Linked DNA regions of Homo sapiens: all the other regions are linked to region 2. Evidence: chromatin loops called from intact Hi-C (ENCODE). Cell type or tissue: endothelial cell of umbilical vein. All regions are shown on one strand. Region 1 overlaps ACSBG2 (acyl-CoA synthetase bubblegum family member 2). Region 2 overlaps RFX2 (regulatory factor X2). Region 3 overlaps LOC105372255 (a long non-coding RNA gene). Region 4 overlaps RANBP3-DT (RANBP3 divergent transcript). Region 5 has its middle 20 kb from the start of MLLT1. Region 6 overlaps MLLT1 (MLLT1 super elongation complex subunit).

Region 1 (4,000 bases), 120 kb after region 2:
CCAGCATGGGTCTGGTGCCCATCCCAATCCAGTCATTTGTGGCTGTGGAAGCCGGGGGTCTTCTACCGGCCTTTGAAGGAACACCCTTTGTAGGGAGACCTAGGGGCATCTCTGAGAAAGGACAGGTTCCCCCAGAGGGCTTGTGTGTGCTCTTCCTCTCACCCTTGCCCTACCTTGTTACAGATTATCTGGGCAAAGGGCTTTGCCTGCTCAGATGAAGCCAGCATCACCCTGGGCAGGTTTCAGGCAACACTGGCCATCTGTAGAGGACTTTGAGGGGCCTTTTTTTTTTTTTTTTGAGATGGAGTTTCACTCTGTTGCCCAGGCTGGAGTGCAGTGGCGTGATCTTGGCTCACTGCAATCTCCACCTCCCCATTTCAAGCGATTCTCCTGCCTCAGCATCCTGAGGAGCTGGGATTACAGGCGCCTGCCACCACACCCGGCTAATTTTTGTATTTTTAGTAGAGATGGGGTTTCACCATGCTGGCCATGTTGGTCTTGAACTCCTGACCTCGTGATCCGCCCACCTCAGCCTCCCAGTGCTGGGATTACAGGTGTGAGCCACCGTGCCTGGCCGAGGGGCCTCCATCTTTAAGTCAGCGCATCACCCTCATCCAGTGCTTTGTTGGGGGTTCAATGGTAGAATTTCTGCAGATCCCATGTGATGCTCAGTCGATACAACCCAAGAGTTCACTTTGCGGCACCGAATTCTGTCATAGTTAAGAGCACAGGCTCTGGAGTCAGACCTTGGGTTTGAATGCTAGCTCCTCTCTTCACTTGCCTTAAGTAATCTGCCTTGGGCAAGTAATCTACCACCCCTGAGCCTCAGCTTCTTCACCTGCCAGAGTGAGGCAATGCATCAATTATCAATAAGGATGCCTTTGGTCGTAAGTGACAAAAGTCTGACCCCAAATGGCTTAAGCAACAAACAAACAAAAAGATAATCTGTTGGACCATGCAACTACAGTTCAGGGCGTGGATTTCAGGCATGGCTGGAACCAGGGGCTCAAAGAATGTGCCCAGGCTCTATTTTCCTTTCTCTATTTCTTGGCTCCGCTCCAGCCTTGCTTTCTCACATAGTCCTGAGATGGTTCAGCAGCTCCTAGAGCTACATCTTGACTCATTCACATACACAGTCTGTGTCTCAGAATTCCCAGGTAAAGTCTTCATCTTCATTATGATTGGACCACTTGAGGTCACATGTCCAGACTTGATCCAATCACCATAACCCAGGCTGATAGAACAGTTTGAGCCAATTAGGGTTGACTTCCAGATCTGTGGGTGAAGTCAGCCCCATCCAATTGGTGACTAAGAAGTAGAGTGGGGAGTGGAATTTGGGAAGGCAGCGAACAAATAATACCTAACTCCGTAGAACACTTACCACCTGCCAACTACTATTCTGAGCACTTTGCATATATTAACTCTCTTACTGCTTAGAACAACCCAAGGAGTTGCGTCCTGACATCATTCCCATTTTACAAATGAGGAAACTGAGGCACAGGGAGCTTAAGTGGCTTGGTGACGCTGCGAGGAAGTGGCAGAACTGGAAGCAGAGATCTTGGGACTTTTGTAAGAGGTGCCAGGACTGGCACATCCTAAGCCCTTCCACCTGCTGAGGATCATTCTTTAGGAAAAGCTGATAGGACGAGGTCTGGCTGGGTGAGAGGACTCCCGACTGCCTTCTCATCCTCCGCTTGTCTTTTCTGTCCACAGTGGGATGATTTCATGGAACTTGGCAGAAGTATCCCTGACACCCAACTGGAGCAGGTCATCGAGAGCCAGAAGGCGAATCAATGCGCAGTGCTCATCTACACTTCAGGGACCACAGGCATACCCAAGGGAGTGATGCTCAGTCATGACAACGTACGCCAAAGTCCCTTTGCTCTGGAGTGGTGGCCTTTGGGCTGTTTCTCTTGTTGGCTTCCAGGGGCAGGGTGGCATTCCAGGGTCTAGTACGCAGTGTGGCTCCTTCACCATTGGGGGTTAGAGAGTAGCGTAGTTGCTTCACTAGGGGGCAGCAGAGTGCAGTGATTGAGATCAAGGAATGCTGGCCATGTCAAAAGCAGAAAAATGTCTGGCAGGGTATGCACCCAGCAGACAATGATTCCTCTGTGTGAGTCAGGAAGGTTGTGTGTGTGTGTGTGTGTGTGTGTGTGTGTGTGTGTGTGTGTGTGTGTGTTTTGAGATGGGGTCTCCCTCTGTCGCCCAGGCTGGAGTGCAGTGGCGCAATCTTGGCTCACTGCAACCTCTGCCTCCGTTCAAGTGATTTTCCTGCCTCAGCCTCCCAGGTAGCTGGGATTACAGGCACCCGCCACCATGCCTGGCTAATTTTTGTATGTTTATTAGAGACAGGGTTTCACCAAGTTGGCCAGGCTGGTCTTGAACTCCTGACCTCAGGTGATCCACCGCCTTGGCCTCCCAAAGTGCTGGGATTACAGGCATGAGCCACCACGCCCAGCCTACTTTATTTTTCAGTTGTGTGTGTGTTTTGTTTTGTTTTGCTTTTTGAGACCGAGTCTGGCTCTGTGCCCCAGGCTGGAGTACAGTGGCACTCCACTCACTGCAACCACTGCCTCCTGGGTTCAAGCAATTCTCGTGCCTCAGCCTCCTGAGTATCTGGGACTACAAGCCAGTGCCACCACATCCAACTAATTTTTTGTATTTTGGGTAGAGATGGAGTTTCACCACGTTGACCAGGCTGGTCTCAAACTCCTGACCTCAAGTGATCTGCCTGCCTCGGCCTCCCAAAGTGTTGGGATTACAGGCGTGAGCCACAGCACCTGGTCTGTTTTTACACTGTTTTTAGAGATGGGTTCTTACCATGTTGCCCAGGCTGGAGTGCAGTGACTACTCACAGGCACAATCATCATGCACTTAAGCTTCAGACTCAACAGGCTCAAGTGATCCTTCTGCCTCAGCCTCCCAAGTAGCTGGGTCTACAGGTGCATGCAATCACACCTGGCCTGCTGGTTTTTAAATGAAGAATTTCTATAAAAGCATTCTTATAAATGCTTCCCTGCCCCCCCTCAGCCTAGGGTAATAGTTACCAGCACACACTGGTGTCTGACCACCTCAGTGTTGGAATCCTGGCTTTGCTACTTGTAAGTAACCATGTAAGCTGGTGTGACATTGGTCATATGACATCACCAAACTGTGTGTCAGTTTGCCCAACTGTAAAATGGGGAGAGTAGAGGGCCCAATTCTGGCAGAGGGCCTGGCCCATGGAAGGTCAGCAATGGAAGATTGCAAAAGTCAGCCTCCACTCCCTTAATACACTGTCTCAGCTAGTGCTGTATAGCAAGGTGTGGAGCTAGGATCATCCCCCTGGGTCTGGAGGTCCCGATCCTAGATCCACACCCTGGAAATCTTCTCTGAATTTCTCATTTTAACATGAATCCAAATCTTTTGCCAACACTGTCTCCTTCAGCAGAACTCCTTTCCTCCTCCTGCATCTTAGCTCAAGGCCTCTTAGAAGTTTTCTGATTTTTCTACAACTATGGTTTTTACTCTCCCACACTGTCTGTCTGAGCAATATCACGGGCCCAGGACTAAGGTCTATATGTAAATTAAAACTTGGCTTCCTGTAAAATTTGATGCATAAATATATTTTGCTATAACAACAAGGAAAGCAGGCTTCAAGTTTGGCAATAAATCACGGGAGTACAAATTAAAAGTTCAGACATTACAGAAGCCCTTGGACTCAATTGTATGATGCATGATAGAGAAAAATTATTTTTGGCCCAGTCTCCATCATCGCTCCCCTGGACCTGTGTGGTTGCTTCCACCCCATCCGGTTACCCGCCTCCCACCCAACTCCCACCCTCACCCCCACCCCCAGTCTATCCTCTCTACAGCCACCAGAGAGTGCCTGTGAGCACCTGAGTCAAGTCCCAATCCTCCTCTGTCTGCAGCCCTCCATGGCTCCCACTTCCCTCCAGGTAAAAGCCCAAGTCTCCTGAGGCCCACAAGGCACTGCAAGCCTAGCCCCATCTCCCTTCTC
Region 2 (4,000 bases):
GCCCTGAATTGTGTGTTTTAAAACCATAATCATTTCTTTTTGCTGTGCTCCTAACTTTTAGATTCCAGATCGAGGTGGTCACACGGCCACAGTGGACCTCTGCACACTGTGATGAGCCTCCAGCCTGTTTCATGTGGCCGGTGCCATTCGCTTTGTATTTCTGTCTTCTTTATGGCTTATTTCATTCCACGGTAGAAATCCAGGAGCAGAGAAAGCCTGAATGTGAAAATTCTCTCTCTGCGAATTTTAAAGAATATGTTCATTCAGGTGCTAGATTCTATTTTGAACAAAATCTTAAGAATTCTAACTCATCTAGGCTGGGCGTGGTGGCTCACGCCTGTAATCCCAGCACTTTGGGAGGCTGAGGCGGGCAGATCACCTGAGGTCAGGAGTTCGAGACCAGCCTGGCCAACATGGTGAAACCTCGTCTCTACTAAAAATACAAAAATTAGCCGGGCGTGGTAGTACACGCCTGTAATCCCAGCTACTCGGGAGGCTAAGACAGGAGAATCACTTGAACCTGGGAGATCGTGCCACTGCACTCCAGCCTGGGCGACAGAGCGAGACTCCGTCCCCCCCCAAAAAAAAAAAAAAATTCTAACTCATCTTTTGCCTTTTTGCCTTTTTTTTTTTTTTTTTTTTTTTTTTGTCACTTAGGTTGGAGAGCAGTGGTATGATTACAGCTCACTGCAGCCTCAAACCACTGGGCTCAAGCAATCCTTCCACCATAGCCTCCTGAGTAGCTGGGACCACAGGACGTGCACCACTATGCCTGGCTAAATTTTTTATTTTTTATTTCTTAAAGACAAGGTCTCTGTCACCCAGGCTGGAGTGTAGTGTCACAATCATGGCTTACTGCAGCCTCAACCTCCCAGGCTCAGGTGATCCTCCCATCTCAGCCTCCTAAGGAACTGGGACTACAGGTGCAGCCCACCACGCTTGGCTAATTTTTTTTTTTTTTTTTTAGAGAAAGGGTCTGGCTATGTTGCCTAGGTTGGTCTCAAACTCCTGGCCTCAAGTAATCTGCCAGTCTCAGTCTCCCAAAGTGCTGGGATTACCTGTGTGAGCCACTGCACCCGGCCTTACTTCTTAATTCTTAATAAAGCATTTCTGTGTAAAAGGGTCATTTCCAAGTACAAGAAAACCTCCACTGAAAGCTAAGAAGAGATCAAGTCAGATTTGGGAGAGTGGTTTCTTTTCCATTCATGTCATTGTTTCCTTGATGGGATCTTTTTAACAAATATTGAAAAAGCCAAATACAGTTAAGGAAATTGTGCCTATTTCAACAGCAGCAGCACTGGGACTGAGAAGTCCATTCAGAAAAATACAGATTCCTCTCTTTGCAGATCTGAGCAGCTTTCAAACCCATAGAGATCGCGTCCACACTGTGGCCACCCTGTTGTTGCTGAGAGGCGCGCGTTACCTGCGGGGAGGCTGGCACAGGCGGGGCTGCCGCCGAGGGACGCAGAGCCACGGACGCTGGCGAATCCGCTCCACCCTCGGAATTCTGCATGCTCAGGTCTAAAGAAAGGCGGAGAGAGATTGGGTGGGCAAGGGCTGCAAGCACTGAAATCCGAAGAGGCAACTAACAAGTTCAAGGGAGGGAAGGAGTAACCAGCTACATTCTTCAAAGTCGAAAGGCAGAGACCCTGGTGGTACTGCCTAAGTGAGGAGCTGCGGAAACAGGCTGCACAACTGTCCCACAGAAGGAGAGAGGGGCCAGAGAAAGTTTTCCAAATATAAAACCCAAAAAGGGCTCTGTCAGCGCACAATGGCAGGAATTCCTCAACAGAAGGCCGGGACACTGGCTCTGTGCCCAAGTCTGAGCAGGTTGAACTATTTTGAAGGGCTCAATTGTTTCCTCATTTACCCAGAAATCAAAAGCTCTGGGTGGGTGACTGCCATTTGGGAAGCTACTGCACCCCAAACGACAACGGGAGAAACTCTAAGGCTGGGTTTCCCCACTGTGGCACCGTTGACATTTGAGCTGGATACTTCTTTGCTGTTGGAGGCCCATTCTGGGCACGGCAGGGTGCTGAGCAGCACCCCTGGCCTCCACCCATTCCATGCCAGGAGCGCCCCCTCCCCAAGCTGTGGCAATCACAAATGTGTTCAGATATTGCCAAGTGACCCCTGGAGGGCAGTGTGAGAACCACTGGCTAGGGAGAGAAAAGGTGACCTGCAGAGGGAGCAAAGAAACAGTACATTTTATCCTGGGCTGGATAAAAGTCCTCACGAATTTTGGCAGTAAGTAAAAACTGCCTTCTGTTCAAAGCCATCTTTGCCCACAAGAAAGTATAAACATATATTTCTTTGCTGTCAGAGGCATACATCTTTCAAATAGGTAGTTTTACAATTCTATATAAAACCACTCATTTAATATCGTGGCAGATGATACAAATTTGTTCCATGAAAATGCTAAAAGTCGAACAGTCTTCACTTTTAAATAAACAATCGGCTATGTTGAGCATTTGAGACATAGTTAAGTACACACACTTAGGTAGGGAGGTGGCTTTGTGATCAGGCACACCAGTCCCCCGTCCTGGCACCAGCTTTGAGCATGTCACCCTCCCAGTGTGGGGTCTCCATGGCTCCTGCCTGCTGGGGGTGGTGAGGACTGAACCTCAGACATACATCGCGGTGCCCACGACATCGTCAGAACACAATAGACATTTGCTAGAACTTTTACGTTTCTCTATCACCCCCAGAGGTTTTATCTCTTATAATGAGTGAAAAAAATTTTAAGCTTTTTAAAAATGAAAAGTCAAACTTACAATAAATTAATTTACCTAAGGAAAGCAGAAAGGGATATGTGTGTTTGAATTCGAGTGTGCTGGATTAATCCCATCTGTATTGTTGGGGACTATTCCCCGACCACCACCGCTCCCCGGCCCCCGCCCCCGTCCCCTCCCAAACGCCTTCGATGCCACCCAGAGCCCCACGGCCAGTGCCTGGGGATTTTTCTGTTCTGTGTGAGCCTGACTCACTTCTCACCACTAGATGGCCCCAGAGCCACACGGTGATTGGCTGGGGCGTTAACTAAACCTTACACAGCCCGCACCTCCTACCTTCTACTCTTTCAAAAGATTGTAAATTTCCCATAGTGTATTTCCTGAGTCCTCAACTCACTCTCTGTCTTTGACAGAACTGACCTTTGGAATTTTTCTGTTACAAGCTGCTTGTATTTACAGTTTCCTTTAAATGTTTAAATCAGTCATTTGCACACCATCCACCATGCTGTTCCCGTCTGAAGCCAAGCGGGTAGCATCAGTGATACTAGGAGATAATTTGACTAGAACTCTTTGTGAAAGGAGTCCACCAGTGATAAAGTCAGAATGCTGACTTGACTAAGACCAGTTCCTTGTTCCGCAGGTGGAAATAATTTTGCTCCAAACTCCAGACCTTATTTAAGTAAGAAGAGGCCATGAGAGTGTTGGGGATAAATGGCGAGACCGTGGTCTGTCCACCATGGCCAGAATGCACCTTCCAGAAAGCAAGTTGTTCCACATCACAGGCATTTACACATGAATGTGTTCCCCTAATTTATTTTTATTAATTATTATTATTGTTTTTTGAGACGAAGTCTTGCTCTGTCACCCAGGCTGGAGTGCAATGGCATGATCTTGGCTCTGCCTCCTGGGTTCAAGTGATTCTCCCACCTCAGTCCCCTGAATAGACGAGATTACAGGCACCCACCATCATGCCTGGCTAATTTTTGTATTTTTATAGAAACGGGGCTTCACCATGTTGGTCAGGCTGGTCTCAAACTCCTGGCCTCATGTGATCTGCCTGCCTCAGCCTCCCAAAGTGCTGGGATTACAGGCATAAGCCACCGTGCCCAGCCTGTTCCCCTAATTTAACACACTATTTACCATGTGTTGTCTTATAGGTCAGACCAATGAGTCTGTGGCTTTTTGCCTGTGGGCATGCCCCAGTCCACAAATGCTTGGGTGCCAGAAAGCATCAGCCTCGTTATCCTGAAGGGTCAGAGGACAGAGTT
Region 3 (4,000 bases), 78 kb after region 2:
AAAAAAGAGAATGTTCAATGTTTAGCTTAATTACGACTAAGCTGTAACGGTAACATAGTGCGTTGACTGGTCTAGGTTCTGTGCCTGAATGTTACCAACTTTTCAGGATTGATACAAAGATTTACCTTACAACTTGGCAAGGCAATCTAACGAAAGGGACAGTGGGGGCTTTGCGACTAGTTCCCATCTTTATAAACGACATTGGCTTCATCTGCATTATTTTAAGGACATCACTGTGTGAACTGTACCGCTTTTATTATTATGACTGTTTTAATAGACACAGGAGGCTGGGCACTGTGGCTCATGCCCGTAATCCCAGACTTTGGGAGGCTGAGGTGGGAGGATCACCTGAGCTGAGGGAGGTTGAGGCTGTAGTGAACGACAATTGTGCCACTGCACTCCATTCTAAACAACAGAGTGACACCCTGTCTCAAAACAAAACAAAACAAAAACAAATTGAGATGTAACTTACAGATGTCAAAGTGCATAATTCTTAATTGTTTACATATGTGTGACTTTTTACGTGTGTGTGTGTGTGTGTGTGTGTGTGTGTGTGTGTGTGTGTGTGTGTGTGAATCCTTACCACCAGCACCTGGATCAAGGTATGGAACATTTCCTTCTCCCCAGAAGGTTCTCTCTTGTCCTTTTCCAGTTAATACCTCTACCCCATTTTTCTGACTTCTACCACCACGTGTATTTTGCTTACTCTTTTATTTTAATTTTTTAGACAAGTCACCCAGGCTGGAGTGCAGGGGCGCGATCTTGGCTCACTGCAATCACCATCTCCTGGTTCAAGCGATTCTCCTGCCTCAGCCTCCCAAGTAGCTGGGACTACAGGTGCACACCACCATGCCCAGCTAATTTTTTGTATTTTTAGTAGAGATGGAGTTTCACCATGTTGGCAAGGCTTGTCTTGAACTCCTGACCTCAAGTGATCCACCTGCCTCAACCTCCCAAAGTGCTGGGATTACAGGCGTCAGCCACCGCGCCTGGCCTTTTCTGGCTTCTTTAGCATATTATATCTGTGAAGTTCATTCATATTGTTGAATGCATCAGTTGTTCATTCTTTTAAAAAAAATCTGAGTGGTATTTCATTATAAAAATATATCACTATTTATAGGTTTATTCTTTTGTTGACAGACATTTGGTTTGCTTCTAATATTTTTTAAAAAAAATTTTTTTTGAGACAGAGTCTTGCTCTGTCTTCCAGGCTGGAGTGCAGTGGTGAGATCTTGGCTCACTGCAACCTCTGCCTCCCAGTTTCAAGTGATTCTCCTGCTTCAGCCTACCGAGTAGCTGGGATTACAGGCATCCATCACCACTCCCGTCTAATTTTTGTATTTTTAGTAGAGACAGGGTTTCACCATGTTCGCCATGTTGGTCTTGAACTCCTGACCTTGGGTGATCTGCCTACCTCGGCCTCCCAAAGTGTTGGGATTACAGGCATGAGCCACTGTGCCCGGCCCCTCAAATTTTTAATAGACACAATTGGCAAGAAACGTCACGTGCACAAGCAAGTGGTAAGAAACTTCAAACCATTTTCTACAAGCCTTTAAAAAATTATAACAGGTGAAATTATGTCTAAGGACCCCAACTTCTTTATTCATTAACAAATATAAGTTTCAAAAATTGTTGTAATGATGTAAATGGCTTTTTGAATCCAGTTGAGTGTTTTCCCATCAGGCACTTCAAATGATAATGATGCTCTAATTTGCATGCATTGTTGGAGGAGTCATCCAGTTGCTGGCTTGATCCCTGCTAAAAGAGCATACCAGCTGCAAATTGACAGAAGAATCTGATACACGTGAAGATGGGGACTTGGAGGCTTTATCTGGAGCTGCAGCTACCAGGAGCCCCCTTCTGGTCTTCTCCAAGAACTGCACCTTGGCTTCATGGCCTTACCTTGGCACCTGGAACATGGACTCCTTCAGTATCTTCCAGTACCTGGATCCACAGTGACACAGGATGTTCGTGGTGGACAGCGAGTGTCAGACGTAGGGATCAAAGACACACCTCCAGACCTCACTCCATACTGGCCACCCCGACAGGAGCCTTGGATGAGGCTGCTCATGGCTGTAGATGACACACCAAGGAACTAGAGCTTTTCAGATGCCACCTGGCCACTCCTGTTCTCGGCCATAGCAGTGTTACTTGGTACTGTCAATGTCCACTGCATTCTGTCAAATGTGTGTCATTTAAAGACCACAAGACATAACAAAAATTAATTCGTTAAAACTTATTGTATTTTATTTTTTAAACTGAGATAGGGTCTCTCTCTGTTGCCCAGGCTAGAGTGCAGTGGTGCAATCACAGCTCACTGCAACCTCAAACTCCTGGGATCAAACAATCTTCCCGCTTCAGCCTCCCAAGTAGCTGGGACTACAGGTACGTGTCACCACATCGCGTTAATTTTCAAATTTTTAGGAGAGATGAGGTCTCACTATGTTGCTCAGGCTGGCCTCAAACTCTTGACCTCAAGCGATCCCCCCGTGTTGGCCTTCCAAAATGCTGGAATTACAGGTGTGAGCCACCATGCCTGGCCTAATTTTGCTTACACACACACACACACACACACAAGAAAATTGCAATTTCAGGAGCCATGACTTATGACATCATTGATTCCTGATGGGGCAGCTCAAAAAAAACAAAACAAAACAGGACCATAAGATGGCAGTATTGCATAACAAGCTTTACTGCACGGCACTTAGATAGGTTTGCATGCGGGGAATGTCCCTTCCAGCAGGACTCCTTCCAGAGGAACTCCTGGGACAGAGGAGAGTTAGAGGCAGGGCTTAAGTGTCTAGGTGATGTCATTGAGTAGCAAGGTGGGGAGAGTCTGCATCATAGAACTCTGAAAGGCAACAATAATTTGGGGTTTCTTATGGCTGTAAGATTTTTCTTCTCTGTGATTAATAGGTGTTGTTGGGTGCAATTTTATGGGGTATGCAAAGCAGGTGGGCTCTAAATGACTAAACATATGCTTATTTGTGCAATATTTATAGCAATGGATTGTGTGAGAATTTGAGCTTGGTGCTGGTGGGCTTTGAGCTGAGAGGTCCCTGCCTGCCTGCTGTAAAGAAATAAATGAGATAGGGCTGATAGAAAGACACTGTCTTTGGCTCACTTATACAGCAAGTGACAACCAATTTAGTTCAGACCTTTCTTGCTTCTAGACCTGCACCATCCACTCTTATCCACTTCTCATTCTTCCTGGAAGCTGCCACGGAACATGCAGACCCCCGTATCCACTTTTGCCAGTAGGGACACCCACTTTTGAAAAGCCACGGACCCCTGGCAACGCAGCTGCAGACATACCATTTAACTCACCCTGCCTGGAAAAGGAAAGTAAATGTTTTCTTCCCAATTTTTGCTAGGGAAATCCAGGCACATATATGTATTCAGTAACTCAATGATATAAATTTCAGGGCTTGTGTCTGTGTGTTATTGGAAAAGCATTTGAGGCTGGCTGTCATGGTTCATGGCTGCAATCTCAACACTTTGGAGGCTGAGGCAGGAGGCTCACTTGAGGCCAGGAGTTCCAGACCAGGCTGGACAACTCTACCTCTACAAAAAAATAAAATAATAAGCCCCGCATGGTGGTGCACACCTGTAGTTCTAGCTACTCAGGAGGCTGAGGTGGGAGGATTGCTTGAGCCCAGGAATTCAAGGCTACACTGAGCTATGATCACACCACTGGGCCTGGGCAATGGAGTGAGATTCTGTCTCTAAAAAAAAAATGCATTTGAGAATTTTAGCAAATCTAAGTACATTTGGAGTCTGCTAATATTACTGTATATGGGATTTTGGTGGGACCATCCCTAAGGATTTAATAATAAAATGTCCCTTTATATTGTTGAGAATTTTAAATAATTCTTTAAAGCAGTTATGTTCTGATAAATATTTAATAACTGGCTCTTGAGTGGCATGGGGCGCTGATTTGCAGTGTTTGCCAATTCCTGTGGTGTAAATACTCCCACTGTGGCTGATTTCAAGGTACAGA
Region 4 (4,000 bases), 60 kb before region 2:
GATCCTGTTAACATGGGGTAGGGCCACATTCTCCTTCACATGACCTGATCTGCAACCAGGTCAGCCGTGCTGAGAGGTGGAGAGCCCAGAGTGCCACAGCCGGGTTCCCAAGCCTTCACTTTGCTCGGTGACACATTCCTATCTCCTGATCAACTCTGCTTTTTCTCCTCCTCCTCCTCCTCCTCCTCCTCCTTCTTTTGTTGAGATGGAGTCTCCCTCTGTCACCCAGGCTGGAGTGCAGTGGCATAATCTCTGCTCACTGCAACCTCCACCTCCCGGGTTCAAGCAATTCTCCTGCCTCAGTATCCCGAGTAGCTGGGATTACAGGTGCCCGCCACCACGCCCGGCTAATTTTTGTATTTTTAGTAGAGACTGGGTTTCACTATGTTGGTCACGCTGGTCTTGAACTCCTGACCTAAAGTGATCTGCCCACCTTGGCCAGGCTGGTCTCGAACTCCTGACCTCAAGTGATCTGCCCGCCCAAAGTGCTGGGATTACAGGCATGAGTCGCGGCACCCAGCCTCTTTATTTTAAATTAAATAAATTAAATTTTACAATAAATACATTTGAAATAAATTCAGACTTAAAAAAAGTTGCAAAAATAGTACAAAGAGTTCCATATAGCCTCCATCAGCTTCCTCAGATATTCACATCCTGATCAAAATCAGGACATTCGCACTGATACAGTACTATTCACTAATGTGCAAGCCTTATTCACATTTCCTCTGTTCAGCTCTAGTGTCCCTTTTCTGTTCCAGGATTTAGTCCTGGATCCTGTCTTGCATGTAGGTATTTCTCCTTAGTTTCCTTTAGTCTGGATCATTTCCTCCATTTTTTATATACCTTTTCTTGACAACGACATTTCTAACGAGTACTGCCCAATCATTTGGTAGAATGCCCCTTAACTTTGGGTTTGTTTGATGTTTCCTCACAGTGAAACTCAGGTTAAGTGTTTTTGGCAGGGATTACGCAGAAGCGATGTGTGTCTGTGTCAATGCATCCTAGCAAGGGCACATGATGGCGATTTATACCTTTTTTTTTTTTTTTTTTTTTTTGAGACAGAGTCTCTCACTGTTGCCCAGGCTGGAGTGCAATGGTGCAATCTTGGCTCACTGCAACCTCTGCCTACCAGGTTCAAGCGATTCTCATGCATCAGCCTCCTGAGTAGCTGGGACTACAGGTGCGCACCACCACGCCAGGCCAATTTTTGTATTATTAGTAGAGATGGAGTTTCACCATGTTGGCCAGGCTGGTCTTGAACTTGTGACCTCAAGTGATCTGCCTGCCTTGGCCTCCCAAAGTGTTGAGATTACAGACGTGAGCCACCGCGCCCGTCCAATCGCTTGCTTTAAATGGTATCTGCCAGGTGACTTTTTCCCATTGTTATGTTGGGGGGATATTTTGGGCCTTTGTAAACAAATAGGAAATATTCGAGGAAGAGAAGGGGAGGAGGAGAAGGGAAGGAAGGAAATTAGCTCACTCACTCACTTGTTTTTGATCTTTCTTATCATGCATCGTTGCAAATAAGTAAACAAATCAGCCAGGCTTCTGGGCAAAATCCAACTTTGTGTCCCCTGTGAAAAGGAAAACGCTGTGTCACAGAGTGACCACTGGGGGGCAGCAGAGACTTGAGAGGAATCAAAACAACTCCAGGAAAAAGGGCAGTTGGCTACCTTCTGGGAAACTAAACTTACCGGTAAGCTCCGCATCTGCTGGGGTTCTGGTGTCTTCCATGAGCCAGGTCGTGGAAGTGGAGGTAGGGAGTCTTAGTTGCACCTCGCTCCCAGCCTGCTGCTGCTGTTGCCAAGCCGTATGGATGCCCCACCTTGAAAACTGGGGCTGTCACCTCGGGAGGGCTTCACGAGGTCTGAGAATCCCCTTCTGAGACTGGCTAGAAAATTCCTGGGTGCTGAGGGTGTACCTGTTTGGAGACTGATTGCAACCCCCCGAAAGCAGTTCTGGAAGATGTAAGCCAAGGGGGAATTTACTGGAAGGTTATGAGGATATTCATGAGATCAAAAAGAAAGGAGAAGCAACCAGCAGTTTCAACAGGTCTTAGAAGCAAAAATCACTGAGGACAATGCGCCGGGTGTCTCCCCCAGGATGCCTGATCTTTGACTGCTTTCAGTCTCACCCTTCAACGCAGGGTTCAGAGTCTAAGGAGAAAGTGTTGGATGGGGTCAGCAGGGTACGGTACGTTAATTTGTGCTCACCCCCAATCAAATTCATTCCTCCATAAATATTTTCTTTCTTTTTTTTTTTTGAGACGGAATCTCACTCTGTTGCCCAGGCTGGAGTGCAGTGGTACGATCTTGGCTCACTGCAACCTCTGCCTCCCGGATTCAAGCGATTCTACTGCCTCAGCCTCCTAAGGAGCTGGGATTTATAGGCACCGCCACCATGTCCAACTAATTTTTGTATTTTTAGTAGAGAAGGGGGTTTCACCATGTTGGCCAGGCTAGACTTGAACTCCTGACCTCAGGTGATCTGCCTGCCTTGGCCTCCCAAAGTGCTGGGATGACAGGCTTGAGGCACCGTGCCTGGCCCTTCCATCAAATATTTATTGAGCAACAAATACATATTGGGCTCTGTGTGCCCAGCCAGTGGTATGAGATGCCATTTGAGACATCCAAGTGGAGGCAGCCAGTGGAATCCCAGCTCCTCCCCGGGACCTAGGAAGCCCCCATCCCATGACTCTGCAGCCTTCCTCAACCTCCTGCCCTGCCATTCACTCTGTGCCCATGACACCAGCCTCCTCACTGCTCCCCCCACCCCCAACACACTGAGCTCATTTGCTCCCTTCCCACCTGGAACCGCCTCACTCAATATGTGAGAGCCACCCACACAGAGACAGTATTTAAAGCCACAAAAGGACGGTCACTCTTCCAAGAGAATCAGGGTGTTATTCCAAAAGAAGGCAGGATGGATGCTGGACAGCAAAACCCCACAAAATGTCCATGACAGGATTCCAGGAGGGGCCCATGATCTCACAATAAGCTGAGAACAACTCTCAGCCCTCCTGAGAGCCTCTGTGTGAGTGCACGTATACTCATGCATATATGATACTGTGGCTTTGGAGACCTATGCATATGCATTTTACATTGCAGCCCAATACCATAAATGCATGTGTATATGTGCACTCACACATACACTGAAATGAAAATTTTGCAAAGCTATATTTATCCTTATTACACCATCACTCCTGATGTTTTAGTTAGATTTTTATCCTGGTTCATTAGAAAAAGAAAGAGAAAAAAAAAGCCAAGCGCAATGGCTCATGCCTGTAATCCCAGCACTTTGGGAGGCTGAGGTGAGCGGATCACCTGAAGTCAGGAGTTTGAGACCAGTCTGGCCAACATGGTAACATCCTATCTCTATTAAAAATACAAAAATTAGCCAGGCACGGTGACACACTCCTGTAATCCCAGCTACTCAGGAGGCTGAGGGGGAGAATCGATTAAACCCAGGAGGTGGAGGTTGCAGTGAGCTGAGATTGTGCCACTGCACTCCAGCCTGGGCAACAGCAAGACTCTGTCTCAAACAAAGCAAAGCAAAACAAAACAAAACACCAAACCACACACACAAAAAACAAACCAAATCGGGTATAACTCACCAATTTGATCTCCACAGGGCTCCTGTGTGCCCCTGCTCCACCCCACAGCCACAACTCTCCCCCTCACTTGTACGATTTTAACAAGCACCTAATTGACCCCCCTGCTTCTGTTTCTTCCTGTGAATCCACCCTGCCCGAATACATCTTTCTAAAGCCCAGCTTTGATTACATCAAAAACCTCTGGTGGCCTCCTGCCTGAATTCCAGTTTCTTTGGAATTCCTTGTCACTCCTCTGGATATTTTTCTCTCCTCCATGGCACAGCACCTTCCTTCCCAACATCACCGTAAAAAACGCCTTCTCTGGGAGGCCCTCCTCACTCCCTCACACCCTCAATATTTGCTGAGCATGCCCGGTGATAGATTTGGGAAGTCCATTTCAACAAGGCA
Region 5 (4,000 bases), 250 kb after region 2:
CTAGCTACAGAGAGGATCTACCCACTCCAGGGCCTTTTTTTTTTTTTTTCTGAGCTATTCTGTTGCTCAATAAAGCTCCTCTTCACCTTGCTCACCCTCCACTTGTCCGTGTACCTCATTCTTCTTGGGCGCAGGACAAGAGCTTGGGACCTGCCGAATGGCAGGACTGGAAGAGCTATAACACAAACAGGGCTGAAACACGCCCCTTGCTTGCCGTGTTGATGGTAATGAGAAGGAGAGAAGAGCTCCAGCCCTTCAGAAAGCCTAGACCTGGGAGCTCCCTGAGCCAGGGCAGTGACTCCCTCTTTGAGGCCCAGCATGAAGCTTGGAGTCTCCAAGCTTCTGGGCTCCACCATGGTCCCTGGTGGCAGCCATGGACGCTACTTGTGGTGCACCTGGCCAAGCCGCAGCCTTGCAGAGAGCCAGTGCCCATGCCGGCACCTGGAGCTGCTCACCCTGCTGCAGCAGCCGGTGTGTCTGACTGTGCACAGGGGCTAGACCCCATGCTTGCTTGAACACACACCCCTTGCCACTCCACACCTGGCACACCCTTGGCAGGTGTGGGATCCAGGCTGGTAGCAAGAGCCGAGTGTAGCCTGCCAGGTCAAGTGGGCAGAATGAGCCCAGTGGGCCTGAGCAAAACTCAGGCAAAGATGCCACCAGCCACAGAGGTTTACAGCCAGAAAAGTGACACCATCCCAAGAATTCTGCAATGGCACCACTGCACTCCAGGCTGGGTAATAGAGCAAGACCTTGTATCTATGAACCCTGAAGACATTATGCTAAGTGAAATAAGCCAGACACAAAAGGACAAATCCTGTGTGATTCCACTCCTCTCCTAGGAGTCAACAGAGGTCCCTCAAGTCAACAGATTCATAGAAACAGAAAATAGGCTGGTGGATGCCAGGAGCAGGGGAGGGTGCTGGGGAGTGAGTGTTTCATGGGGACAGTTTCATGCTGGGAAGATGAGAAAGTTCTGGAGATGGATGAAAGAAAGTCAAATGCTATACATTCTCACTTATAAGTGGTATCTAAATAATGTGTACACATGGGTGTAGAGTGTAGAATGATAGACATTGGGTGGGCGGGGGGGGTGGATGGAAGGAGAGAAAGTGATGAAAAATTGTATAACAGATACAAAGTATATTATTCAGGTGATGGATACACGAAAAGCCAAGACCACCATTATGCAATATATGCATGTGACAAACTGTACTTGTAGCCCTTCAACTTTTTAGATTTTTTTTTTTTTTTGAGACGGAGTCTCGCTCTGTCACCCAGGCTGGAGTGCAGTGGCGCGATCTCGGCTCACTGCAAGCTCCACCTCCCAGGTTCACGCCATTGTCTTGCCTCAGCTTCCCGAGTAGCTGGAACTACAGGCGCCCGCCACTACGCCCAGCTAATTTTTTGTATTTTTAGTAGAGATGGGGTTTCACCATGTTAGCCAGAATGGTCTTGATCTCCTGACCTCGTGATCCTCCCGCCTCGGCCTCCCAAAGTGCTGGGATTACAGGCGTGAGCCACCACGCCCAGCCTAGATTTTTAAATCTAGTCACCCAGGCTAGAGTGCAATGGCGCAATCATAGCTCACTGCAGCCTCAACCTCCCGGGCTCAAGCAATCCTCCCACCTCAGCCTCCCCAGTAGCTGGGACCACAGGCATGTGCCACCACATCCAGCTAATTTTTAAAATTTTTTTTTGTAGAGATAGGGTCTCCCTATGTTGCCCAGGCTGGTCTTGAACTCCAAAGAAAGTAACATTTTGGATGTTCTGGTCTTGCTTTTGGTCCATAACGGAACTGTTACTGTTAATACGTTAAGTCTCTACCGCCCTCTAGTGGTTCACTTTATTTGCACCCCGGGAACAACGTTGAGTGTTCCCTTTTTATTTTGCCTAGTAGACGGTCCAGCCCTCTTTTGGGTACTTTTTGGAATTCCTTTTGGCCTCCAACCTGTTTCCTGTAAGCTCCCAGTTTGCTGCCTGCCACAAAAGTACACACACAGCCACCTGTTGCAATACACATACATAAGTATATATTTTTTTGAGATGGAGTCTGGCTCTGTCGCCCAGTCTGGAGTGCAGTGGTGTGATCTCGGCTCACTGCAACCTCCGCCTCCTGGGTTCAAGCGATTCTCCTGCCTCAGCCTCCCGAGTAGCTGGGATTACAGGTGCCCACCACCATGCCCGGCTAAACTTTGTATTCTTAGTAGAGATGGGGTTTCACCATGTTGGCCAGGCTGGTTTTGCACTCCTAACCTCAGGTGATCCGCCAACCTTGACCTCCCAAAGTGTGGTGAATACAGTTGTGAGCCACTGTGCCTGACCAGTGATTTTCATTTCCCTAACAACAATGATATTGAGCATCTTCATGTGTGCCTGGAGCTGCTATTATTATTATTATTATTATTATTATTATTATTATTATTATTTTGACAGAGTTTTGCTCTTGTCACCCAGGCTGGAATGCAGTGGCGTGATCTCAGCTCACTGCAACCTCTGCCTCCTGGGTTCAAGTGATTCTCCTGCCTCAGCCTCCTGAATAGCTGGGATTACAAGTGTGTGCCACCACACCCGGCTAATTTTTTGTATTTTTAGTGGAGACAGGGTTTCACCATGTTGGCCAGACTGGTCTCGAACTCTTGACCTCAGGTGGTCTGCCCGCTTTGTCCTCCCAAAGTGCTGGGATTATAGGCATAAGCCCACTGCACCCAGCATTTTTTTTTTTGAGACAGTTTCACTCTGTCGTCCAGTTTGGAGGGCAGTGGTACAATCTCAGCTTACTGCAACCTCCGCCAATTGGGTTCAAGCGATTCTTCTGCCCTAGTCTCCCGAGTAGCTGGAATCACAAGTGTGTGACACCATGCCCAGCTAATTTTTTGTATTTTAGTAGAGATGGGGTTTCACTATGTTGCCCAGGCTGGTCTCGAACTCCTTATCTCAGGCAATCTACTCACCTTGGCCTTTCAAAGTGCTAGGATTACAAGCGTGAGCCACTGCTCCAGCCCTTTTTTCTTTTTCTTTTTTTTTTTTTTTTTTCAGACAGGGTCTCACTCTGTCACTCAGGCTGGAGTGCAGTGGTGTGATCATGGCTCACTGCAGCCTCAACCTCCCTGGCTCATGAAGCGATCCTCCTGCCTCAGCCTCCCAAGTAGCTAAGACCACAGGTGTACACCACCATGCTTGGCTAATTCTTAATTTGTTTGTAGAGACAGGTTCTCGCTATGTTGCCCAGGCTGGTCTCAAAAAATCCTCTCACCTCGGTCTCCCAAAACACTGGGATTACAGGCATGAGCCACCAAGCCCAGCCTGTGCTTGGAGCTTTTGAGTTCACTTTTAAACTTGGAAAGAAGGCAGCCTAGCCCTCCTGGTGGCCGCTCCCACCCATGAAGCCAGCCAGAGGGACGAAGAGAGCCTGGCCCTGGTGACATCATTTGAAGCCTGGACCCAGCCAGGTCTGCAGCCTGGGGCTGAACTTCAAAAGTAGATATGCTGGCCAGGCACAGTGGCTCACGCCTATAATCCCAGCACTTTGGGAGGCTGAGGTGGGCAGATCACCTGAGCTCAGGAGTTCCAGATCAGCCTGGGCAACATGGTTAAACCCCACCTCTACTAAAAATACAAAAATTAGCTGGCATGCTTGCATGCACCTGCAGTCCCAGCTACTTAGGAGGCTGAGGCAGAAGAATTGTTTGAACCCAGAAGGTAGAGGTTGCAGTGAGCCGAGATTGTGCCACTGCACTCCAGCCTGGGTGACAGAGCAAGACTCTGTCTCAAATAAACAAACAAAAGTACATATTGCTGATTGTCCGTTTGTGATTTCAGTCAGTTGGGGTTGAATATTTTGTCCTTTTTCACCAACAGACCTTCCTGATTAAGCGGATCACCTGAGGTCAGGAGTTCAAAACCAGCCTGGCCAACATGGTAAAACCCTGTCTCTATTAAAAATACAAAAATTACCCGGGTATGGTGGTGGGTGCCTGTCATCCCAGCTGCTTCGGGG
Region 6 (4,000 bases), 170 kb after region 2:
ACCAAGGCAACAGAGGGACACAAAGCCCTCAATTACCTTAGTCACATGATCCCGCTTCAGTAGGTCCCCCTCCCTTCCCGGCAGATAAGAACACTTGGAGCGAGTGTAGGCTTCAAGGGCCCCATCCCCCAGCCCCCTCGGCAACTGCACGGCTGAATTCCAGGCCAGACTCCCTCCACAACCCCGCACACTCCTCTCCCCCAGCCCCCCTGCAAAGGATTCCAGGCCAAGGGGGAAGGAGGCTCTTGTTCCAATCCAGGAGTGGAAACGCTTTTTGCCTGGGAGTGGGTGCTGGGGTCTGGACTGGGGCCGGGGGCTCAGGGCAGCTCTCCCACTGTGTCCTGCAGGCTGCCTGGTCCCCAGGGCCCTCCCCACTCTGGGGCAGGCTGGTGCAGCCAATGGGCCTATGTCCTTTCCCCAAAAAGCCGCCCCTACTCAGGGTGGCCTGCCTGGAGAGGGAGAGGGCACTCCAAACACTCCGGCAGCAGGAGACCCCGGCCGTCCACAGGCAGCCAGTGCCTCGCTGGCCCTGGGGAGCGGGTGGGATGGGCGGAGGAGGTGACGCCGTCCGTCCATGGTCCCCAGCAGCACAGGGAGAGTTCTGGCCATGGGCAGGGCCCTCACCAGAAGCCCCTCACCAGCCTGGCTCCAGGCACGGGGTGCATGCCAACAGCCACCACAAGGAACAGTGCCCCCGGGCCTGACTGGAGGTCTGGTGACTTGTTCCTGCTTTGCTTTTAAATATAGACTCCCCCAGGCCACCAAAACCCTCCATGTACAGATCTGCAGGGCCCAGCCTGTGCAGGCAGTGGACGCTGAGGAATGCCCATGTGGCCTGAGCTCCAGGCCCTCCCCGGCCCCATCCGTGCCCCCCAGCTGCTCTCCATACACACCTTGGCTGTGGTTCTGGGATGGCTCGAAGTCTGAGTCTGAGCTGGAGTCTGAGCTGGAGCTGGAGTTGGACGGGCTTGACTGGGCAGACTTCACCCAATGGTGGGATGGGCAGGGAGGGGAGAAAGGGAGAGCTGTCACCTTTCAGCAGAGACAAAGGGGGCCCCCTGGCAGCAGCTACGCTGAGTGGGTCTCCCCCAGACACCCCTAGGGTCCCAAGGGTACCCACGTGTGCCGCTGAGAACCCACTAAGGAGCCAGCGGCCAGGCCATGCGCAGCCTATAGCCTCCCGTGCCAGCCCTAGGACACCCGTGGATGTCTGGGTTTCCGGTAGCGCCAGGAGACCGTGTGGACCACGTGGGCTCTCCTGTCTACCCAGGCAGGTGCACAGGGTACTGGGAGGGAGGCTGGGGCAGGGGCTTGAAGTCCCACAGGTGGGTGGGCCTTGCCTTCGTCCAAGAGGGCAGGCATTGACTGGTGTCGCAAAAATGTCTGGAACAGGAAAGCTGGGTGTGGACACTTCTTGTTCTGACCCAGTGCTGTCCGGGGCTCAGGGGTGGCAGAGAGCTCTGTATCCCCACCCATTCGCTGCTCCTACCGCCAGCTGCCCAAGACACTGAAGAGCGTGCGTGCACAGGGGACAGAAGCCATGGGCAAGCCCGGCCCCACCCGCCTCCTCCTCCTGCAGCTGTCCTTCCAGGCTCAGCCACCAGGGGGCAGTAAAAGCCACAACAAGGACACAAGGGGTGGGATGCCAGGACAGAGGGTGACAGTGCAGGGCAGGCGTGTATGGGGCAGAGGCGTAGCTCCTGGGTGGACGGGAGGCAGGCACTGCAGACACCTGCACGGGGAGGGGCCCATTGTTCTGGGCCCACATTTCTGCCAATGAGCTCATCCCAAGGGGTGTGCCAGAGGACATGGCGGGCCCAGGGCAGCCCCCTCACCTTGGGGGCCCGTCTGGTGGAACTAGGTGGCTTGAGCCCCTCAGACCAGTCCCCTCCAGGGTCCTCCCTCCATCAGGAGGAGGCAGCTGGTCTGCTGGATTCTGGCAGGGGCCGCTGCAGCCGCCAGCCATGCAAGGGAAGCCGTGAACGGAGTACTGAGCTGGTGGGACTCAGGACCTTGAGTGCCTGGGAGCCCCCGGCCCCTCCCCTAGCATGTGGAGGAGACAGCCTCCACCCTGCAGAAGGGTCCCCACGAAAGCCCAAGGCCTCCCCAAGCAGCAGGTCCAGACTCACCCGTGCCTGAGAGGGAAGAGGGACTTCCCAAGGGTTTACTGCAGCCCAACCCAGCCCCCTCCTGCCCCTCAAACCAGCCCCTGCCAGCGCCCCTTCCCACCAACACATGGCGCTCCCTGATGAATCATCACTGGGAAAGCCTGCCGTGGTGCCCATCAGTCACTGCCCACTCAGGCTACCTGAGTCCCGGACACATACCCCAGAGCGTCCAGGACCCCTGGCTGGGCCTGCCTGGAGCTGGGTGATGCACAGCCTGGACTTCTGTTCTTGGGGGCCAGGGGTGAGTAAGAGGTGACCGAGAGATGGCCTATTTAACCCCAGCCTTCTAACCAGCAGGCCTTGCTACTCAGAACAAGGCCGTCCTATGTCAGCCTCAGTTTTCCCAGCACCGCCAGCTGCCTGCACACCGAGGCCAAGGCTAGTCCTCCCTTGACCTCCGGATGGAATCCCTGGGGCAGAGGGGTGGGCACCAACCTGGAGGGAGGTGGACTGGAGAAGTATCCAAGGTCCTGGCCCCATATCCCATGCACTTTCTCACTAAAGGTGGAGAGGGGGCAGTTCAGGCGGCCAAAGGAGGCTGCACAAGGTCAGCAGGGATGGAAGCAGAGAGGATGCTGAGCCCCGAGAGGCCCCCAAGCCTGTCCTGGCGCCGTGCCAGACAGAGGAAAGCCAGTCAGGCACACGCATCCCCTTTCCTTCCGCCCAAATCCAAGGGGCAGGGAGGAAAAGAATCCGGAAATGGTCTCAGCCAGAAGAGCCCTAAGGTGGTGTGATCAGAAGGGCCACCGGAGCACGCCCGGGGCTCAGAGGGAGGGCGGAGCAGACTGGGTCCACGACTGACTCCAGATCCCCAAGGGCCAGGGAGACCCCAAGGCAGCAGCTGGAGGACGTGGGAGCTCGGCTCGGGGACTCGGCCCAAAGAGTGGCCCTACGAGGGTGGGCGTGGGCCAGACCCCAGCTGGTGCAGATTCTTCCGATGGCCGGTTCTGGTAGCACAGCCACACACAGCCTCTGGGGAGGAGCAGCCCAAGACGGCCAAGGGGAAGCCAAGGGGCCAGTGGTCTGGAAGGCCGATGTGCTTCTTCACCATAGCAGCCTGGGCTTCGGTGAAGCCCCCGGGGGAAGAGGCGTCAGGGACTCTGTGCTGTTGGGGCCTGGGTCTCACTCCCGCACAGACCTCGGGGCGCTAAGCCGCATTGCTCAAAAGCCTCTCAGCACGCGGGGCGCTCTTCTTCGGCCAGGAGGAAGTCCCAAAGCCTCCTCCAGCAACTCCAGCCTCAAGGCCACCCAGCCACTCTAAGCAGCGGCGTCCGAGGTGGCAGGAAGCTCCCCACAAAATATTCCAGCTGTTTCACAACACTGGTGGCGGGAGCCAGGAGCCAACTCACTCACTGCCGGGGGCCAGGCCGGGTGAGCAGAGCGGAGTGGAGCGGGCCGTGGAGCTGCCTTGCCGCTGCCCAGCGTGCTGCACACCCAGCCCCAGGTACCAGAAGACCTCGCCTGGAGATGCCTGGCCTGGGACTGCATGTCACTCAGTACCTATCCCCAACCCTGGGGTAGAAGGGAGGGGACAAGCGCCTGCCCAGGGCTGTGGTTGCTGCACAGGCAGAGAAGGGGTCAGGCTCGGTGCCCAGCAGGCACCGCCAGGCCCTCCCACAGCTGGGAGGGCTACTGAGATGGGCCGGGACTTCTGGAAGGTGGCACCGGCCCCCCCACCGCCTCAGGGTCATAGCAGATGGTGCCGTCTTCAGCCACTGCCAAGCCATGGGAGCACCGGGCACTCAGCCTTGCCAGCCCATGTGTCTATGAGCCAGGATGCACTGTTACCCAGAGGCTGGACCGTCACCCCCAGCCAGCCCCACCACCTCCAT

Evidence for each region. A loop is a pair of places that touch in the nucleus more often than their neighbours do. Peaks named below come from ENCODE experiments on the same cell type or tissue, not always from the same donor. Only the 100,000 strongest peaks of a DNase experiment are listed, where the experiment ranks them.
Region 1: it touches region 2 in a loop (6-fold over the local background); 3 of 110 quality-filtered maps call a loop at or near these places.
Region 3: it touches region 2 in a loop (19-fold over the local background); 105 of 110 quality-filtered maps call a loop at or near these places.
Region 4: a loop joins it to region 2, with 10 times the contacts of the local background. A loop is called at or near these places in 16 of 110 quality-filtered maps.
Region 5: a loop joins it to region 2, with 16 times the contacts of the local background. A loop is called at or near these places in 49 of 110 quality-filtered maps.
Region 6: a loop joins it to region 2, with 3 times the contacts of the local background. A loop is called at or near these places in 14 of 110 quality-filtered maps.

What each region holds. Positions count from the first base shown.
Region 1 is chr19:6,164,153-6,168,152 of GRCh38, forward strand. ACSBG2 (acyl-CoA synthetase bubblegum family member 2) reads left to right here. Exons shown (of 15, transcript NM_030924.5): 7 at 1,714-1,863. The region is part of intron 2 of LOC105372255 (a long non-coding RNA gene); the gene reads right to left. Among named protein-coding and RNA genes, the nearest start is that of ACSBG2, 30 kb to the left of the region's middle. In endothelial cell of umbilical vein, a CTCF peak has its summit at 2,002 (motif pointing right); a DNase peak (open chromatin) is centred at 2,009.
Region 2 is chr19:6,045,984-6,049,983 of GRCh38, forward strand. It overlaps RFX2 (regulatory factor X2), which reads right to left. Exons shown (of 18, transcript NM_000635.4): 2 at 1,424-1,521. The coding sequence starts at 1,513. Among named protein-coding and RNA genes, the nearest start is that of RFX2-AS1, 15 kb to the right of the region's middle. RefSeq lists a silencer at 2,923-3,042. In endothelial cell of umbilical vein, CTCF peaks have their summits at 2,132 and 3,001 (motif pointing right); DNase peaks (open chromatin) are centred at 2,188 and 3,078; H3K27ac peaks cover 401 bases.
Region 3 is chr19:6,123,851-6,127,850 of GRCh38, forward strand. LOC105372255 (a long non-coding RNA gene) reads right to left here. Exons shown (of 4, transcript NR_187772.1): 4 at 1,576-4,000. Among named protein-coding and RNA genes, the nearest start is that of ACSBG2, 9.8 kb to the right of the region's middle. RefSeq lists a silencer at 1,688-1,982. In endothelial cell of umbilical vein, CTCF peaks have their summits at 1,874 (motif pointing left), 2,073 and 2,670 (motif pointing right); DNase peaks (open chromatin) are centred at 1,851 and 2,661.
Region 4 is chr19:5,985,915-5,989,914 of GRCh38, forward strand. All of the region lies in intron 1 of RANBP3-DT (RANBP3 divergent transcript), which reads left to right. Among named protein-coding and RNA genes, the nearest start is that of RANBP3-DT, 9.5 kb to the left of the region's middle. In endothelial cell of umbilical vein, a CTCF peak has its summit at 1,610 (motif pointing right); a DNase peak (open chromatin) is centred at 1,597.
Region 5 is chr19:6,298,122-6,302,121 of GRCh38, forward strand. No RefSeq gene overlaps it. Among named protein-coding and RNA genes, the nearest start is that of MLLT1, 20 kb to the left of the region's middle. In endothelial cell of umbilical vein, a CTCF peak has its summit at 1,877 (motif pointing left); a DNase peak (open chromatin) is centred at 1,840.
Region 6 is chr19:6,217,061-6,221,060 of GRCh38, forward strand. It overlaps MLLT1 (MLLT1 super elongation complex subunit), which reads right to left. Exons shown (of 12, transcript NM_005934.4): 7 at 894-981. Among named protein-coding and RNA genes, the nearest start is that of MLLT1, 61 kb to the right of the region's middle. RefSeq lists an enhancer at 1-596. In endothelial cell of umbilical vein, a CTCF peak has its summit at 1,617 (motif pointing right); DNase peaks (open chromatin) are centred at 1,621, 2,251 and 2,821; H3K27ac peaks cover 1,969 bases.